Linked DNA regions of Homo sapiens: region 2 is linked to region 1. A link is a loop called in an ENCODE intact Hi-C map of the cell type or tissue named here. Cell type or tissue: mammary epithelial cell. All regions are shown on one strand. Links, peaks and the distances in the headings refer to the core of each region. The heading gives the core; the rest is flanking DNA.

What was found. A loop is a pair of places that touch in the nucleus more often than their neighbours do. Peaks named below come from ENCODE experiments on the same cell type or tissue, not always from the same donor. Only the 100,000 strongest peaks of a DNase experiment are listed, where the experiment ranks them.
Region 2: a loop joins it to region 1, with 2.0 times the contacts of the local background. A loop is called at or near these places in 24 of 110 quality-filtered maps.

Annotation. Positions count from the first base shown.
Region 1 is chr11:61,954,854-61,962,853 of GRCh38, forward strand. BEST1 (bestrophin 1) reads left to right here. Exons shown (of 11, transcript NM_004183.4): 3 at 254-348; 4 at 865-1,098; 5 at 1,991-2,145; 6 at 2,534-2,611; 7 at 3,293-3,445; 8 at 4,645-4,725; 9 at 5,039-5,190; 10 at 7,402-8,000. LOC107984334 (a long non-coding RNA gene) reads right to left here and starts at 5,039. Exons shown (of 2, transcript XR_001748245.2): 1 at 4,879-5,039; 2 at 1-3,679. In mammary epithelial cell, for the core only: CTCF peaks have their summits at 358 (motif pointing left) and 4,639 (motif pointing right); a DNase peak (open chromatin) is centred at 4,378; H3K4me3 peaks cover 692 bases.
Region 2 is chr11:61,811,895-61,820,779 of GRCh38, forward strand. FADS1 (fatty acid desaturase 1) reads right to left here and starts at 5,109. Exons shown (of 12, transcript NM_013402.7): 1 at 4,661-5,109; 2 at 1,349-1,459; 3 at 577-774. The coding sequence starts at 5,035. It overlaps MIR1908 (microRNA 1908), which reads right to left and starts at 3,346; the gene lies at 3,267-3,346. It overlaps LOC124902680 (a long non-coding RNA gene), which reads left to right and starts at 6,126. Exons shown (of 2, transcript XR_007062696.1): 1 at 6,126-8,885. It also overlaps a transcript of FADS2 not described here. RefSeq lists silencers at 3,191-3,310, 4,831-5,030, 5,371-5,470 and an enhancer at 3,413-4,310. In mammary epithelial cell, for the core only: a CTCF peak has its summit at 5,138 (motif pointing left); DNase peaks (open chromatin) are centred at 3,397, 4,537, 5,097 and 8,437; H3K4me3 peaks cover 2,556 bases; H3K27ac peaks cover 3,198 bases.

The DNA of each region.
Region 1 (8,000 bases), core at 1-8,000:
CATCTCCCAGTGGCCAGTGTGAGGATTCTCCCCACAAGAAACCACTGGAGGGGGCCTCCTCCTGTCCGGGTTTGGGGCTGTACAAGGAGCATCATGGACCTGGCTCAGGCCTCAGGAGGGGCCCTGGGCTGGGGAAAATGTGGGATAGCATCGAGGCAGTCCCACTCCTACCCAGGGCCGGGCTAGACCTGGGGACAGTCTCAGCCATCTCCTCGCTGCGTCCACACAATTCCACCCCCACCCCCACCCCCAGGCTGGCCCTCACGGAAGAACAACAGCTGATGTTTGAGAAACTGACTCTGTATTGCGACAGCTACATCCAGCTCATCCCCATTTCCTTCGTGCTGGGTGAGTTCCCCCTTCTGGCTGTTCCGGGTCCCTGTGGCCGCCCAGGCTCCAGACAGGCCAGGGGAGGATCACGAGGAGCTGCGGCAAGGGGCTGGGGAGGGGGCGGGGGAACGCCAGCGGCAGGTCGGCGCCTCTCTGTAGGGAAAGGTGCGGACTGCAGCCAGTGAAACTGAAGTTAGACGTTAGGTAAGACGTCCTGCCGTTAGCAATGAAAACCCCATTTTCTGAGGGAAGCGCTGACATCATGGTCCCTGGAGCCCCTGCGCGGGAGGGGAGGGGGTCTGGCGGATTTCTGGGACCAGCAGGGGGACCCCCGGGTGACAGAACCCTTGGGGCTCTCGCGCCTCCATGCGAGGCTCTGCCTGCCTCTCGCTCCCGAGCGCCTTCCAGGAGGGCTGGGGGCTAGGCCCGCTCGCAGCAGAAAGCTGGAGGAGCCGAGGCATCGCCGGGCGCTGGGCCCTGGGCTCTGGCCGCAGCCTGGCCCCTCGCCCCTCGCCCCCCGCCCCTCCTGCCCAGGCTTCTACGTGACGCTGGTCGTGACCCGCTGGTGGAACCAGTACGAGAACCTGCCGTGGCCCGACCGCCTCATGAGCCTGGTGTCGGGCTTCGTCGAAGGCAAGGACGAGCAAGGCCGGCTGCTGCGGCGCACGCTCATCCGCTACGCCAACCTGGGCAACGTGCTCATCCTGCGCAGCGTCAGCACCGCAGTCTACAAGCGCTTCCCCAGCGCCCAGCACCTGGTGCAAGCAGGTGGGCGGACCGGGAGCAACGGGGAGGCACCGGGCAGAGCCAGGGGCCGAGATGGGCGCGGCAGGAATGGAAGATGGGTGGAGCCAAAGTCCCCCGGACTCGGGGGATTGGGTGGAGCCAGGAGTGGGGTGTAGTCAAGATTTGGGGGTCCAATTGGGCGGGACAGAGTCGGGTGTCTGAAGGTGGGGCGAGGCCAGGAGCCCACCCTCCGAGAGTAGGAGTCTGAGGCAGGGCTAAGGACCCTTGAGGGATAATGGAAAGAAGGGTGACGGCTTGGGAACTGGTGAGGTACTAGGGTCTACTTCCCTCTGCCCTTGCCCCTCTTGATCTCCGGTTTCCACTCTGGAGGTATGGGACATTGGTCTCTGACACCCCCTCAGCCTGGCCTGACCTGGTCCTGGTTAATAAGACAGACCCAGGCTAGGCGTGGTGGCTGTCGCCTGTAATCCCAGTGCTTTAGGAGGCAAAGGTGGGAAGATCGCTTGAGCCCAGCTGTTTGAGACGCCCCTGAGCAACATAGCGAGACCCCCATCTCTACAAAAACATTAAAAATTAGCAGGGCATGGTGGCGTGTGCCTGCAGTCTGAGGCTGAGTATCGGGAGGCTGAGGCAGGAGGATCACTTGAGCCCAGCAGTTCCAGGCTGCAGTGCGCTAAGATCGCACCGCTGCACTCCAACCTCGGTGACAGAGCCAGACCCTTTCTCTGGAAATAAATAAATACCCTGCCCACATGCTCAGCCCAGAACAGCACCTAGTAGGTGCTCAGAAATTTTTTTGTTGTTGAAAGAAAGAGGATGGCAAAGGAGTGCTGAGGTTCCTATAGGTCAGCAGGTGCCGGCCATCCCTTCTGCAGGTTCTCCCACCCACCGCCTTCTTCACTCCACTCTGCAGGCTTTATGACTCCGGCAGAACACAAGCAGTTGGAGAAACTGAGCCTACCACACAACATGTTCTGGGTGCCCTGGGTGTGGTTTGCCAACCTGTCAATGAAGGCGTGGCTTGGAGGTCGAATCCGGGACCCTATCCTGCTCCAGAGCCTGCTGAACGTGAGCCCACTGTACAGACAGGGCTGCCGCAGAGTGGGAAGGGCTGTGGTCCACAGGAAACAAGGTTTCCTACAAAGAGAAGCCTTGGGCCCCTGAGGGTCTTCCGAGAGCCTGAGGTGGGGTTGCAGAATCTTTTCCAACAGCAATCCACAGCCCGAGGTGGTCCCTTCTCAGAGGCCCCTCCCTCTTCTCCAAGTCTGTGAGGTCCTGGTTCCCTTTTGATAGATGAGGAAGCTGAGACACAAAGAGGTTTAGTGAGCTTCCCATGGCCACACAGCCAGGAATGGACCATAGGTACCAGGCCCTGGTACCTGGAGAAGAGGTGGGGGCGAGCCCAGGGTGGGGGCAGGTGGTGTTCAGAACCCCATCCCCCTCTTCTGCCCCCCAGGAGATGAACACCTTGCGTACTCAGTGTGGACACCTGTATGCCTACGACTGGATTAGTATCCCACTGGTGTATACACAGGTGAGGACTAGGCTGGTGAGGCTGCCCTTTTGGGAAACTGAGGCTAGAAGGACCAAGGAAGCAGCTGGGGTGGGAAGGGCTCACCTAGAGGCTAAGTGGCTCCCCTGGGAGTTGGGTCCACACTTTGAAGTTGGGTCTGGACTTTGAAGTGCCAAGTTCTAAGAGTCCAGGCTCCTGCCTGGCCCAGTCCAGTAGAGGCAATGTGATTATCCCCATATTAAAGAGAGGTTGGCCGGGTGCAGTGGCTCATGCCTGTAATCCCAGCACTTTGGGAAGCTGAGGCAGGTGGATCACCTGAGGTCAGGAGTTCGAGACCAGCCTGGCCAACATGGTGAAACCCCATCTCTACTGAAAATACAGAATTAGCTGTGTGGTGGTGCACGCCTGTAATCCCAGCTACTTGGGAGGCTGAGGCAGGAGAATCGCTTGAACCCGGGAGGTGGAGGTTGCAGTGAGCTGAGATCATGCCACTGCACTCCAGCCTGGGCGACACAGCAAGACTCTGTCTCAAACAAACAAACAAACAAACAAACAAAGGGGTTAACAGAGCCCCTAAGTCACATAAGTGTGCAAGTCAGAACAAGGCCTTGGTCTCCTGTCTCAGACTCCCAGCCCCTGGAGCATCCTGATTTCAGGGTTCCCACCTAGCCCTTTGCTACCACATCCTCCTCCTCCTCCCAGGTGGTGACTGTGGCGGTGTACAGCTTCTTCCTGACTTGTCTAGTTGGGCGGCAGTTTCTGAACCCAGCCAAGGCCTACCCTGGCCATGAGCTGGACCTCGTTGTGCCCGTCTTCACGTTCCTGCAGTTCTTCTTCTATGTTGGCTGGCTGAAGGTGGGCCTCTCCAGGGCCCTGCTGGGCTGGAGGCATGGCCAGAGGGGTCATGGCCAGCAGCTGCCTGAGACGAGGATGCAGTGTCAGGAAAGGAAGGTCTCACGGGTAGAAAGCAGCCAGGCGTGGTGGCGCACACCTGTAATCCCAGCTACTCGGGAGGCTGAGGCAGGAGAATCGCTTGAACCCGGGAGGCGGAGGTTGTGGTGAGTTGAGATCGTGCCACTGCACTCCAGCCTGGGCAAAAGAATGAAACTCTATCTCAAAAACAACAACAACAACAAAACAAAGCCCTAAGGTTCAGAAGCCCCTGCCCTTTAGAAGGCAGATCGGCACCACCTCTCCTTATTCAAGATGCCTGTTGGGCTGTCTTGTTCCTCACCTCAAGTGGCTTGTCCAGGTATTCCCTCCCACCACAGCCAATACTCCGAACAGATGTTCTGAATCACACAGTTTTCTCTCCACCTCTTTATCTTTCCTTCCTTCTGTTGCCCACCCACTCTCTCTCCCTTCCTACCTTCCTTTATTTTTTGGTAATGGGGGTGTAAGTCTCTGTCTCTGCCCTTCCTGTCACTGTGACACACACACACACACACACACACACACACACATACACACACACACACACGCATTCCTATTCCTCTAAATTCCCCCTGCCCCCCCAGTTATCTTTGGTTTCTGCAGATCAAAACAAATCACACTTTTATGCTTGAAATTCTCCGGGGTGCCCCAGTGGCCTGCAAGATGTCCCCTGGACCCCTAAGGCAGACGCGTGTCACCTCTTCGGGGCTTTGTTAGGGCATTTTAGAGGTTGCTATCCAGGAATCTGCCCACCTAGACTGCCCTTTAGTTCAGCCCAGCTTCAGTATATATCTCTGTTGCATGAATGAATAAAATTATGCAACTCCAGGTAAGATACATGAGGTGAGATAAAGGCAGTGACTCAGCCGAGTGATACACTCAGGGACAGCTGTGGGTGTTCAGGGAAGGACTGGCTCAGAAGAGTTAGAGGGGCTGTGTCCAGAAGTGTGTGGGTGCCCACAAGTGTGGGGGGCTGGAGCCCTAAACTCTGCCTTTGAAGACAGTGGTCAGGCAGGAAGGGCGTCATGGGGTGTGGAAATAGCAGCAGCTGAGGTTTAAAGGGGGAAGCTGGCTTTGAGGAGTTCTGCCTGAGGGTTTACAGAGCCTCACCTGTCCCCAAGGTGGCAGAGCAGCTCATCAACCCCTTTGGAGAGGATGATGATGATTTTGAGACCAACTGGATTGTCGACAGGAATTTGCAGGTATGGGGAGAGGGAGAGAAACCATACCATGGACCTTCCCCAAAGTGGACCCAAAGAGAGGACCCCACTGTTCTGTAGGGAGGCCTCACAGTGAATGATCAACCCTTCCCCTCCTCCCTCCTGCAGCCAGTCATTCACTCACAGGATTCTCACCTCAATCTTTGAGGCTGCAGGCAGGCACCCATCTCCCCATTTCACAGGCAGGGAAACTGAGGTCCAGAGAGAGGGAGAGATTCCTCCAAGTCATCAGGCACATACAAGGTCCTGCCTGGGATGATCTTTCTGTGGGACTTCTTCTGTCCCTGGTGACCAGGTGTCCCTGTTGGCTGTGGATGAGATGCACCAGGACCTGCCTCGGATGGAGCCGGACATGTACTGGAATAAGCCCGAGCCACAGCCCCCCTACACAGCTGCTTCCGCCCAGTTCCGTCGAGCCTCCTTTATGGGCTCCACCTTCAACATCAGGTGTGGCCAGAGCCAGGGGGCTGGGTGGGAAGCCCCTCCTAGTGCAGGGGTCTGCCTAGGAACTTAGAATAGCACTAGTTAATGCATACAGGTTGCTTCAGTAAGTGTCAGGCACTGTACTATGCTCTTTATAAACATTAACTATTTTTTTCCTCCCAATAATTCTGGTTTGTTATCCCAAGTTTTCAGATAATTAAAGTACAGGTTCAGAGAGAGTAAGTTGTCCAAGGCCACATAGCTACCAAATGGTGCATTTGCTACTCGAAGGACAGCCTGTGATCAGTGATGCAGTGGAACGTTAGGACCTGGCTCTTGTCATCCAGAACTATGTTTTCTTTTCTTTTTGAGACAGTATCTCGCTCTGTCGCCCAGGTTGGAGCGCAGTGGCGTGATCTTGGCTCACTGCAACCTCCGCCTCCTGGGTTCAAGTGATTCTCCTGCTTCAGCCTCCCCAGTAGCTGGGATTACAGGTGCCCACAACCACAACTGGCTAATTTTTGTACTTTTAGTAGAGATGAGGTTTCACCATGTTGGCCAGGCTGGTCTCCAACTCCTGACCAGTAATCTGCCCGCTTTGGCCTCCCAAAATGCTGGAATTATAGGTGTCAAAACTATGTTTTCTGATAAGCTACGATGCTTGGATGGGAAGTGGAAGTGGGGTTCCCTGGGATGGGGGAGGGGCAGCAAAGTCCCAGCAGGCAGCCAGGCCATCACAGGTACCTCCTGAATTGACTTTGTCCTACCGAGTAAAGGGCTCAGGCCACCCACAGCAGCCAGACTTATCCCCACATGGTCCCACTTCCCTGATTCCATCTGAATCCCTCTTGAGCTGCAGTGGGCTGAAGGGCTATCCCAGCTGGTCCTTTCTCCCCAGGACAACAGAGTTGAAAGTGCCTTGGAGAGTGTTGGGCACATGTCAGGGTTCATACTCAAGGGTTTCTTCCACGGTATCCAGTGCTGTTCTCGCTTGTTCTTTTCTTTTTTTTTTTTTAAACGGAGTTTCACTCTTGTTGCCCAGAGCTGGAGTGCAGTGGCATAATCTCGGCTCACTGCAACCTCCGCCTCCCAGATTCAAGCAATTCTCCTGCCTCAGCCTCCTGAGTAGCTGGGATTATAGGTGCCAGCCACCAAGCCCGGCTAATTTTTGTATTTTTAGTAGAGACAGTTTCACCATGTTGGCCAGGCTGGTCTCGAACTCCTGACCTCAGGTGATCCACCCTCCTCAGCCTCCCAAAGTGCTGGGATTACATGTGTGAGCCACTGTGCCTGGCTGCTTGTTCTTTTAAGAACCAAATATCCTACTAGACTGCAATCGAGTTTAACTACAGTCTATAGATAGTGTGAGGAAGGGTTGGGAAGGTGATCAAATGAAGGCTGGAGGCTTGCTTAGGTCAGAAACATTTCTGGAGGATGACTTTGAGCCCTACATGGTCTGTACCCCAGCAGCTGAAGGTTGTTGAGGGGTGGGGAGGGCTGAAAACAGAACGATAAAGCATAGACCTTGTCTCCAAGGAATGCACAATTTATGGAGGGAGCTCAAACCCAAGCCTCAAACTCTGGATACAAGGTACAAAGTACTGGATGTCCAGAAAAGGGACAGAACATGGAACACAGTCATCTTTGTCTGCCTGGGAGGCGGCTTCCAGCTGGGTCTGGAGCTGAGCCATGGAACATGGGAAGAATCTGAACTTGGGCAAGGGCAGGCCATACTCTCTGGTAGATAAGCTTTCCCTTGCAGGGTAAAGGTCTGGGGCTCCCGGGATGCCTGTTGCTAGGAAGTCAAATTTCTCTTTGTGGATGTCACTCCCAGTTGGAACCACAAATTCCTGGCATTGCCCAGAGTCACTCATGGGCCTCATCTGAACCACTCATGCCAGGGCACCAGTGTTTCTGACTGCCTGGAGTGAGGGGTTTTACAGGGGAAGTGAATGATGAGGAGGCCTTTACACGCCAGGCGGGGTGGTTGCGGGGGTTGGATGTTAACTCTGGTCAAGAGGGAATCAACAAACAGTGAGGTGAGCTGGGCCTGGAGGGATCACCGGGAGGTACAGGACAGATCAGGAGAGAGGTGAGAGCTGGGGCATGGTGAGGAAGACGGTGTGGCCTTGGCTTGGGCCAACTGAGAGAGAGGAGCGGGGGTAAGGGAGAAGTAAGGCCAGGTGTTGGTCCTTTGTCCACTGGCTCAGCCCTGCATCTCCTGTTTCTTTCCAGCCTGAACAAAGAGGAGATGGAGTTCCAGCCCAATCAGGAGGACGAGGAGGATGCTCACGCTGGCATCATTGGCCGCTTCCTAGGCCTGCAGTCCCATGATCACCATCCTCCCAGGGCAAACTCAAGGACCAAACTACTGTGGCCCAAGAGGGAATCCCTTCTCCACGAGGGCCTGCCCAAAAACCACAAGGCAGCCAAACAGAACGTTAGGGGCCAGGAAGACAACAAGGCCTGGAAGCTTAAGGCTGTGGACGCCTTCAAGTCTGCCCCACTGTATCAGAGGCCAGGCTACTACAGTGCCCCACAGACGCCCCTCAGCCCCACTCCCATGTTCTTCCCCCTAGAACCATCAGCGCCGTCAAAGCTTCACAGTGTCACAGGCATAGACACCAAAGACAAAAGCTTAAAGACTGTGAGTTCTGGGGCCAAGAAAAGTTTTGAATTGCTCTCAGAGAGCGATGGGGCCTTGATGGAGCACCCAGAAGTATCTCAAGTGAGGAGGAAAACTGTGGAGTTTAACCTGACGGATATGCCAGAGATCCCCGAAAATCACCTCAAAGAACCTTTGGAACAATCACCAACCAACATACACACTACAC
Region 2 (8,885 bases), core at 500-8,499, 140 kb before region 1:
ATTTTTAGTAGAGGTTTCACCACGTTGGCCAGGCTGGTCTTGAACTGAGATCAAGTGATCCGGCCACCTTGGCCTCCCAAAGTGCTAGGATTACAGACATGAGTCACCACACCTGGCCTGAAGCTCATGACTTATGATGGACTGACATCTAGAATACAGAAAGGACTGAAACATGAGCAGAAGGCTTGCCAAATGGGTCCTGACAGTCAAGAATTAGCGCTCAATCATTATTAACATATTGGGCAATGTCAGTGGTGGGGAGGGAGCCAAGCTTTGCTAAGAAACCAGAAACTTGGCTCCTGGCACAGGTGGGCTGTGGCAGAGAACAAACCGCATAGGAAGAAGAGAACCCTTGGAGAAGCAGCTAAAAAGGCAGTGAGAGAAATGAAGATGTCCATGTGGCTAAAGAGCAGACAGGTCAAGACAGCAGAATGCATGTTCCTGCACTCACTCCTGCATACCTTCAGATCTGCCCTGCTTGGAGGGCAGGCACTCTTGGCCTTCCTCAAACACCCAAGGAGCTTTCCCCAGGGATGCTGAGCATTGCTGTGCACTTGACAAGCCAAAGGCTCTCACCTGAACTGCACTGAGCAGCACCGCACAGAGGAGGAAGGGCAAAAAGGACGTCCCAAAGACCCAAAGGGTGAGCCAGGCTGCACCATCCAGCAGCAAGATGTGCAGCAGGTACAGCAGGAAGAAGACATGGTTGGCCTTCATGAGCCCCATCCGCTCCACTGTGGCCCGCAGCTCCCGGAACTCATCTGTCAGCTCTTTCTGCAGAAGAGGAAGAGGAGCTGTTATTCTTCTCATCTGCACCCCAATGCTACTGGAGACAAGGGCCCTCTCAGGCTCAAGGACCTCCCACTGAGGTAGCTGTGGGAAGTCCACAGTCCTAGGCAAAGATACCACGACAATGAGGATGACAGGAGGAGGTGCCATGGGATAGTGCCTAAGAGTTCAGGGGACTAAGTCCTTGCTCTGCCATTTACTAACTGTGTGATCCTTGGCTGTGTTGCTTAACCTCCCTGAGCCTGTTATCTCATCTGTAAATGTGTAAGAGTTATGAGTTTATGCTTGGTGCATAGTAAGTGCTCATATGATAACAATGATGATAACAATGATGGCAGCCATGGTAGTGGCAGCCTTGGGGGAGCCATAGGTTGCAAAGCCATGCTCCCTTGGGCCTGTGACCTCATGACTATGCAAGAGAAGCAGGGACCTCAAGACTCCCCAGAGCTACTACTGACTGTGATTACTATGACTGTGATCCCATCTAGACTCTCCTTCCACCCCCTCTCTGTCCCCCTCAACAACCAATAGTTGCGACATAGCAAACACAGGGTCTTACATTCTTGGTGGGCTCAAAGCTGGGCTGCTCTGGAGACAGTTCTCCAATCAGGAGAGAGTTCATATACTTCTTCACAAGGCCCTTGTTGATGTGGAAGGCCACAAAGGGATCCTGCAAGTGCCGGGAGAAGATGAAAGGTGAGGGAGCCAGCCCCCTGGACTCCGGCAGTGTTCGCACCAAAGGCCATCCTCCTGCCCGCCAGAAGGCTGTACCCAAGTTGAAGTGAGAGGTGAAGCCAGATGGACTTCCTGGGTCGAGTGCAGACTTGGAGAACTTTTCTGTAGCTAGAGGTTTGTAAAATGCACCAATCCGTGCTCTTTAGCTAGCTAGAGGTAAAATGGACCAATCAGCACCCTGTAAAATGGACCAATCAGTGCTCTATAAAATGGACAAATCAGCAGGACATGGGCAGGGACAAATAAGGGAATAAAAGCTGCTCCCGGCCGGGCGCGGTGGCTCACGCCTGTAATCCCAGCACTTTGGGAGGCCAAGGCGGGTGGATCACGAGGTCAGGAGATCGAGACCATCCTGGCTAACACAGTGAAACCCCGTCTCTACTAAAAATACAAAAAATTAGCCGGGCGAGGTAGCGGGCGCCTGTAGTCCCAGCTACTCGGGAGGCTGAGGCAGGAGAATGGCGTGAACCCCGGGGGAGGGCGGAGCCTGCAGTGAGCCGAGATCGCGCCACTGCACTCCAGCCTGGGCGACAGGGAGACTCCGTCTCAAAAAAAAAAAAAAAAAAAAAGGCTGCTCCCCCTCACACCCCCCAACGTCCAGCAGCGGCAACCTGCTCGGGTACCCTTCCACGCTGTGGAAGCTTTGTTCTTTGCTCTTCACAATAAATCTTGCTGCTGCTCACTCTTTGGGTCCACGCCACCTGTAAGAGCTGTAACACTCACCGCGAAGGTTCATGGCTTCATTCTTGACGTCAGCGAGACCACGAGCCCACCTGAAGGAACCAACTCCTGACACAGAAGCACAGGCCATCTCCCTAGGCCCAGCTGCCTTTTGAGGGTGCTCCCAGGTGTCCACAGTTTAAGATCACCGAGTATCTGCTCTAGTTAGAAGGATGCATCAAGGAATGGGAAGCATTGGCTGAGGGGAACCACTAAGAAACACCTGCCTGGGCTGGCCTTTCCCCTGGGTGTGTCCACAGACAGCTTTTGCCCAAGAATTTCAGTATAGGTGAGAAACAGGAGAGATGGGTGGGGCTGTGTCGGGCGTTGGTTCCTTCCGGCGGGTATGGTCTCACTGACTTCAAGAATGGAGCCGTGGACCTTCCCGCTGTTATAGCTCTTAAAGGAATAACACTCTTTGCAGACCCAAAGAATGAGCAGCAGCAAGGTTTAGTGTGACGAGCAAAAGAACAATGCTTCCACAGCCTGTAAGGGAACTGGAGCGGGTTGCAGCAGCTGGCTGGGGTGGCCAGCTTTTATTGTCTTAGTTGTCCCTGCCCACGTCCTGCTGATTGGCTCATTTTACAAACCTCTAGCTAGCTACAGAGCGCCAATTGGTGCGTTTTTACAGAGCACTGATTGGTGCATTTTACAAACCTCTAGATACAGAAAAGTTCTCTAGGTCCCCATTCGACCCATCAACTCCAGCTGGCTTCACCTCTCAGGGCTATGAGACTTCCGTCCCTTCTTGCGGGTCTTTCAATAAGTCCCTTTCCTCTCTTAGCTAGGGTTCTCCAAAAACCACGAAGAGGAAGACTTCCCTACGTCCGAACTGGGGCACTTCTGCGTTTCTTCCCTTTCCCTCCACCGTTGTTCTGGGTAGGGCTCCACATTTCCCTAAGCACTCTGGCCACCCCCTGCCCCAAGGCAGCTACTTTGGGTTGTGCAAGGTAAGGTCCATGGCGATAAGATTCACGTTGGCAGGTCCGGCAGCCCCGGGCCCTGTAAGTGATGCGGCGTGTGGGGCGGGGGCCGGGGCGGAGCCGGCGGCCGGTGGCACCACACATACGGACCAATCGCCGTCCCCGCCGCGGCATTCCCGGCCCCAAATCACACTGCGGGAAGCTCCAGCGTTGGTGCCTGTTTCGTCTGCGCATGCGCCGGGACACGCCTGCGCCCTTGGCCGCAGTCAGGGCTCCCGAGTGGTCACTCTGGTTGACCCGCGCAAGCTCTGGCCTCGCCCACTAGGCTGGTCGCGTCAGAGGGTGGGGCGGGTCTTCGCCCCGCAGCGTCTAAGCTCTGCTGCGACGTTATGGGAACCTGGTGACCCGCGGCACACTCTGGGACGCCAGGGTAGTGGATAGGGACAGTGGAGGGCATCACGCTGCAGGGCACGGGATCAGAGGGGGATGCAAGGGGAGGGGACGCCATTCTGGCCGCCAAGGGGGAAACGCGGTGAAGGGAACGCCCCGACTTTCGAGTCCCTAGGACTGAGTCCCCAGGACTCCAACCCAGCAGAGAGGCGCCGGGGCCTTAGCTCTGAGGGCTGTGGTCTAGAAAGGGAAGCAGCAGGCCTGGGGCTGGGGCGCGCGCCGACCCCGCAGTGAGACCAAGGGAAGAAGGGACAGGACCCCGCGAAGGGCCTACCGCCCCAGAGCGTAAACAGCGGTCCGCTCCGCGGAATAGCTGAAGACCTCGCTGGCCTGCGGCTCAGTGGCCTCCCCGGCGATTCGAGAACAGCTCTGGGGGTCCTCGCTAAGTGTATGCCATTCCCAATCCCTTATGTACGCCAGCGGCCGCTTGCCCTCCCCGGCCAGCGCTGTCCCTTCCGCGTCCTCCAGTCTTCACACGACGCAGGGGTCCCCAAGGCAGCGGTCTCCCCAAGCTTCCCGTTTCAGCCCCATCCTCGAGAATGGGCTCCTTTCCTGCTCCCTCTCCGCTCCTGCTGGCGAGTGGAGACCGGCACCTAGGTCCAGACGCGGCTGCGCTGCCTCTCCTAGCCATCGAGACAGGATGTGACTCCCTCCCCTGGCCACTGACCCCCTCCCTCCCCAGGCGGCCTGCATCCTTGCTCTCCTCCCTCCTAGCCTACCCAGCTCGGGGTTCTGTCCCCGCCCAGAGACCTGAGGCTCGGGGCTGCAGATGGAATGCACGGCAGGGAGGCGGGACCCTTTGTTTGTGTGTGCGTGTTGTTGGCCTCCATCCCCACTCCCCAGACTCCACTTCTCCAGGCCTCTCTCCCGCCTTTTCATCCCGCATCCGCAGGACACCCAATCACCGGGCAACAGGTATGATCAGGCGCCTCCGGGCTTTCCTCCGAATTAGTCGGTGTTTGGCTCGGAGTGCGTAACTCTGTCTCCCCTGCACTCAGCCTCCGGTCCCGCCCTCTCCTGTGCCCCCGCCTGGCTGCGCTCACCGTGGCATCCTGCCCGGCGTAGTGGCTGATGACCCGGGAGCCCCCTGGATGCCGGCGGGTGAACTCGCTGATGTTGTACACCTTACGGTCGATCACTAGCCACCGCTCCTCGCACCCTGAGCGCTGGGCCACCTCGTCCCAGGTGAAGTAGCGCGGGGTAGGTCCCTGAGCCGCGGTCTCGGCGGCCACCGGGTCGGGGGCCATAGCTGGCCTGGCGACGCCGCGCGCCGGGCCAGCAGGGGCTGTCAGGCGCGTGCTCGGGGTCCGCGGGCTCCAGGAGTGGATTTGCTGGCGCGCGCCCAGAGCCAGCCGCCTGCGCGCCGGGTTTTCAGCACCGCAGGGCAGACCGGCGGGCCTCGCAGCGCGCGTTCCCATTGGCCGAGCCTCGTGGCGCGGGGAGCGAGATCCCGTCCCCCGGTGGGTCTTGGGCAACTCACAGCTGGGCTGCCAACACGCGCCCCCTCGCGGGCTCCCTAAAGGCGTCGCCGCCGGATTCGACTTCCTGACGTCAGGCGGGCATCGCGGCGTTGGCTCCCAGGGGGCGCCGCGGTAGGAACAGCGGTTCTAGTGCAGGCCCTGGGTGCGGGGCCGCGCTGCAGGAGTGAATGGACTGAGGGGCCAGGGCTGCGGGGTGGCCGCAGGAAGGGTGGGCGGGGCCGGGGTTGAGGTTTTTCCGTGCACGAGGCTGCCCGGGCGGTCGCGGACATCATCTTTAGGCTGTGGATGCCTTGGCCGGGGTCTCCAGACGCTGACCCTCCAGGGTTGGAAACTACTGCCTGCTTGCCACGTCGTGCCGCCAATTGTGCTGCCCGAAGTAGCAGCCTGAGAGCCCTTGAAAGTTGCAGTTATCTTGTGAACAGCATATTTACGGTCTCTTGGGCTTGGTGGTGGTTGGGGGAGGGCTGTTAATGCTTTAATTTGTTCAATGAAACATTTAAAATGCCCCACAATTTTTATAACCCTGTTTGCCTCTTTTTGTTTTTATTTTTATTGTATTTTGGAAAAATTCACTGGGATCCTTGAGTGATGATCCTAGCGTCTCCTGACCCTTAGGTGTTTCACCTGAAAAGCCTGGGTCTTCAAGCTGAGGCATTTCTGTTCTAGCCTGGAGGCGCCTAGGAGCCCTGGGAGACTTTTTAAGCAGAGAGATTTGGCATTTAGATCTCTGGGTTTTAGAGGAGTGGGAACGCACCTAAAAGTGGGGTTGCCAGTTACAAAGCTGTTGCAGTCCTGAAGAGACCCAGAGTTTAGGTCCAAAATTTTATTTATTCAACAAACACTTTATAAAGCACTTACTGTGTGCCAGGCACTGTTCTTAGCGTTTTGCAAACCTTAACTCATTTAATTCTCCTAACAACCCTATGAGGTTGGAACAATTAACCTAATTTACAGTGAAGAAACTGAGCCCGGGGGAGGTTATTTTGTCACACAGCTTGTAAGTGGAGGGCTGAGATTTGACCCTGGCCTGTGCTCTGAACTCTCAGGCTCTGCCATATTTCTCATTACACTGGTATTTGGGCACTTCAAAGGGAAAGGAAACATAACTGTCCCAAGCACTGAGCTAGATTCTGAGCACGTAGGAGTCAGGAGAGGGTGATACAGAATAGACTAGGTGAAATATGGCTAGATTTCTGGTAGAAAAGGATTAATTCATTCCATCCAAATTCTTCATTTTATAGATAAGAAAATTGAGGTTCGAAATGGGGAAGGGGCTTACCAAGTTCCCATAGGGAAGTTTAGATGTCCTGACTTCCAGGTAAGATGCCAGGCTATTGGACCCTGCTCAGGAATGATGGTCCACACAGCTGCACCTCTGTACAGCCAATATTCCTTTTTTAAAAACCTTGCCCAACAACTTGGCAGTGTCTAATGCGAGCTACAAAACATTTTCTATTCTTTGATCAAGCAGTTTCACTCTTGGTAAAGTAGGGGAGACTGTGCAAAGATGCAGAAATAGCCAATTTAATAGCAAAAACTGGAAATAAACCCGAGTCCTGACAATAAGAAAATCGCCAAGCTTATTGGGATCTGTTAACACAATGAAGAATTAAAGAATGATTTTAAATGGCTAGAATGTGAACTATATTGATAGATATAGAATCCTTCCCCGTGAAATAAGCAGAACCCAAAGTAGTATGGGTTCGCTGATTACAACTATATAAGAAATTCATGGGTATTAAATAACAGAAGAGAGGTCCTTTACATAAACCATTTTTCCTATGTGACTGTGCAGTGGGATAAAAGCTCTCATACTGCTGGTAGAAGTGTAAGTTGATTAAACTGGAAAAAATAGTTTGACAACTTATATAGAAATTTAAGATTTTTTTTTTTTTTGAGATGGAGTCTCGCTCTGTCGCCCAGGCTGGAGTGCAGTGGCCTGATCTCAGCTTGCTGCAAGCTCCACCTCCCAGGTTCATGGCATTCTCCTGCCTTAGCCTCCCAAGTAGCTGGGACTACAGGTGCCCGCCACCACGCCCAGCTAATTTTGTTTTTGTATTTTTAGTAGAGTTGGGGTTTCACCATGTTAGCCAGGATGGCTTTGATCTCCTGACCTCGTGATCTGCCCGCCTCGGCCTCCCAAAGTGCTGGGATTACAGGCGTGAGCCACCGCACCCGGCCAGAATTTAGGAATGTTTTGAATACTGAAGAGATGAAAAAAAATAGAAAAATAAAAATGTTCCCAATAATTCCATGTTTAGGAATATAGCCTAAGGAAATGTTCTTAGAAAAATATTTATAGGTCAGGCGGGGTGCCTCACGCCTATAATCCTAGCACTTTGGGAGGTCGAGGCAGGCGGATTGCCTGAGCTCAGGAGTTCAAGACCAGCCTGAACAAAAGAAATCGGCTGGGCGTGGCGGCGTGCGCCTGTAGTCCCAGCTACTCGGGAGGCTGAGGCAGGAGAATTGCTTGAATCCGGGAGGCAGAGGTTGCAGTGAGCCGAGATTGTGCCACTGCACTCCAGCCTGGGCAACAAAGCAAGATTCTATATCCACACACAAAAAAAGAAAACTATTTATAAACAAAAAATATTCATTAAAGCAGTATCTATGATAGCGGGAAATGGAAACACTCTAAATGCCCATCAGTGAAATATTTTGCAGACATTGAAAATAATGTCATCTTTCCTTTAATACAGAATCAAGGAAAAATGTTTTATGTAAATCTTTTATTTTATTATACTTTAAGTTTTAAGGTACATATGCACAACATGGAGGTTTGTTACATATGTATACATGTGCCATGTTGGTGTGCTGCACCCATTAACTCGTCATTTAGCATTAGGTATATCTCCTAATGCTATCCCTCCCCCCTCCCCCGAATCAAGGAAAATTAAATAATATGATGTAAGTTTGGCTACAGAGATAACTGTTCTATAAAAAGACTAGGTTGGGCGCGGTGGCTCACACCTGTAATCCCAGCACTTTGGGAGGCAGAGGCAGGTGGACCACCTGAGGCCAGGAGCTCGAGACCCACCTGGCCAACATGGTGAAACTCTGTCTCTACTAAAATACAAAAATTAGTGCCTGTAATCCCAGCTACTTGGGAGGCTGAGTCAGGAGAATCACCTGGGCAACATGGTGAGACTGCACCTCAGAAAAAACCAAAAAACCCATACCACTTGTAAGATAATTCCTTGATCAACCCCACCTACCTAGAACCATTCATTAAGTGTTTTATTTAACATTTGTGGGGTGTCTCCTCTTTGTATTCCCAGCACCTACTTTGGTAAGGTGCTGGGAATACAAAGTTCAGTACTATATGGGTCATGCCTAGTCATGTCTACTGGAGGAGAGAGACAAGTGAGTCACGGATTATAGGTCAGTAGGATAGATGCAAATTAAATTCATCTTACTCAGGATTTAAACAGCTTATATGACATGACTTTGCATTCATGTTTCTTTGCTTTTCATGTGTTCTTAGGTCAGTGTCATGTATTTTGCTACCTCCCTAACGAGCTTATAATCCAGGATAGGGCTGTGGATTCTGTTTATACTACCAATACATATTCAGAGCACCTTGGTTTGGAGTTCTAGGTGGAATCCCACATAAATTTGCTGAATTGGCCGGGCGTGGCAGCTCATGCCTGTAATCCCTGCACTTTGGGAGGGTGAGGAGGGCGGATCACCTGAGGTCAGGAGCTCCAGACCCACTTGGCCAACACGGTGAAACCCTGTCTCTACTAAAATACAAAAATTAGCCGGGTGTGGTGGGGGGTGCCTGTAA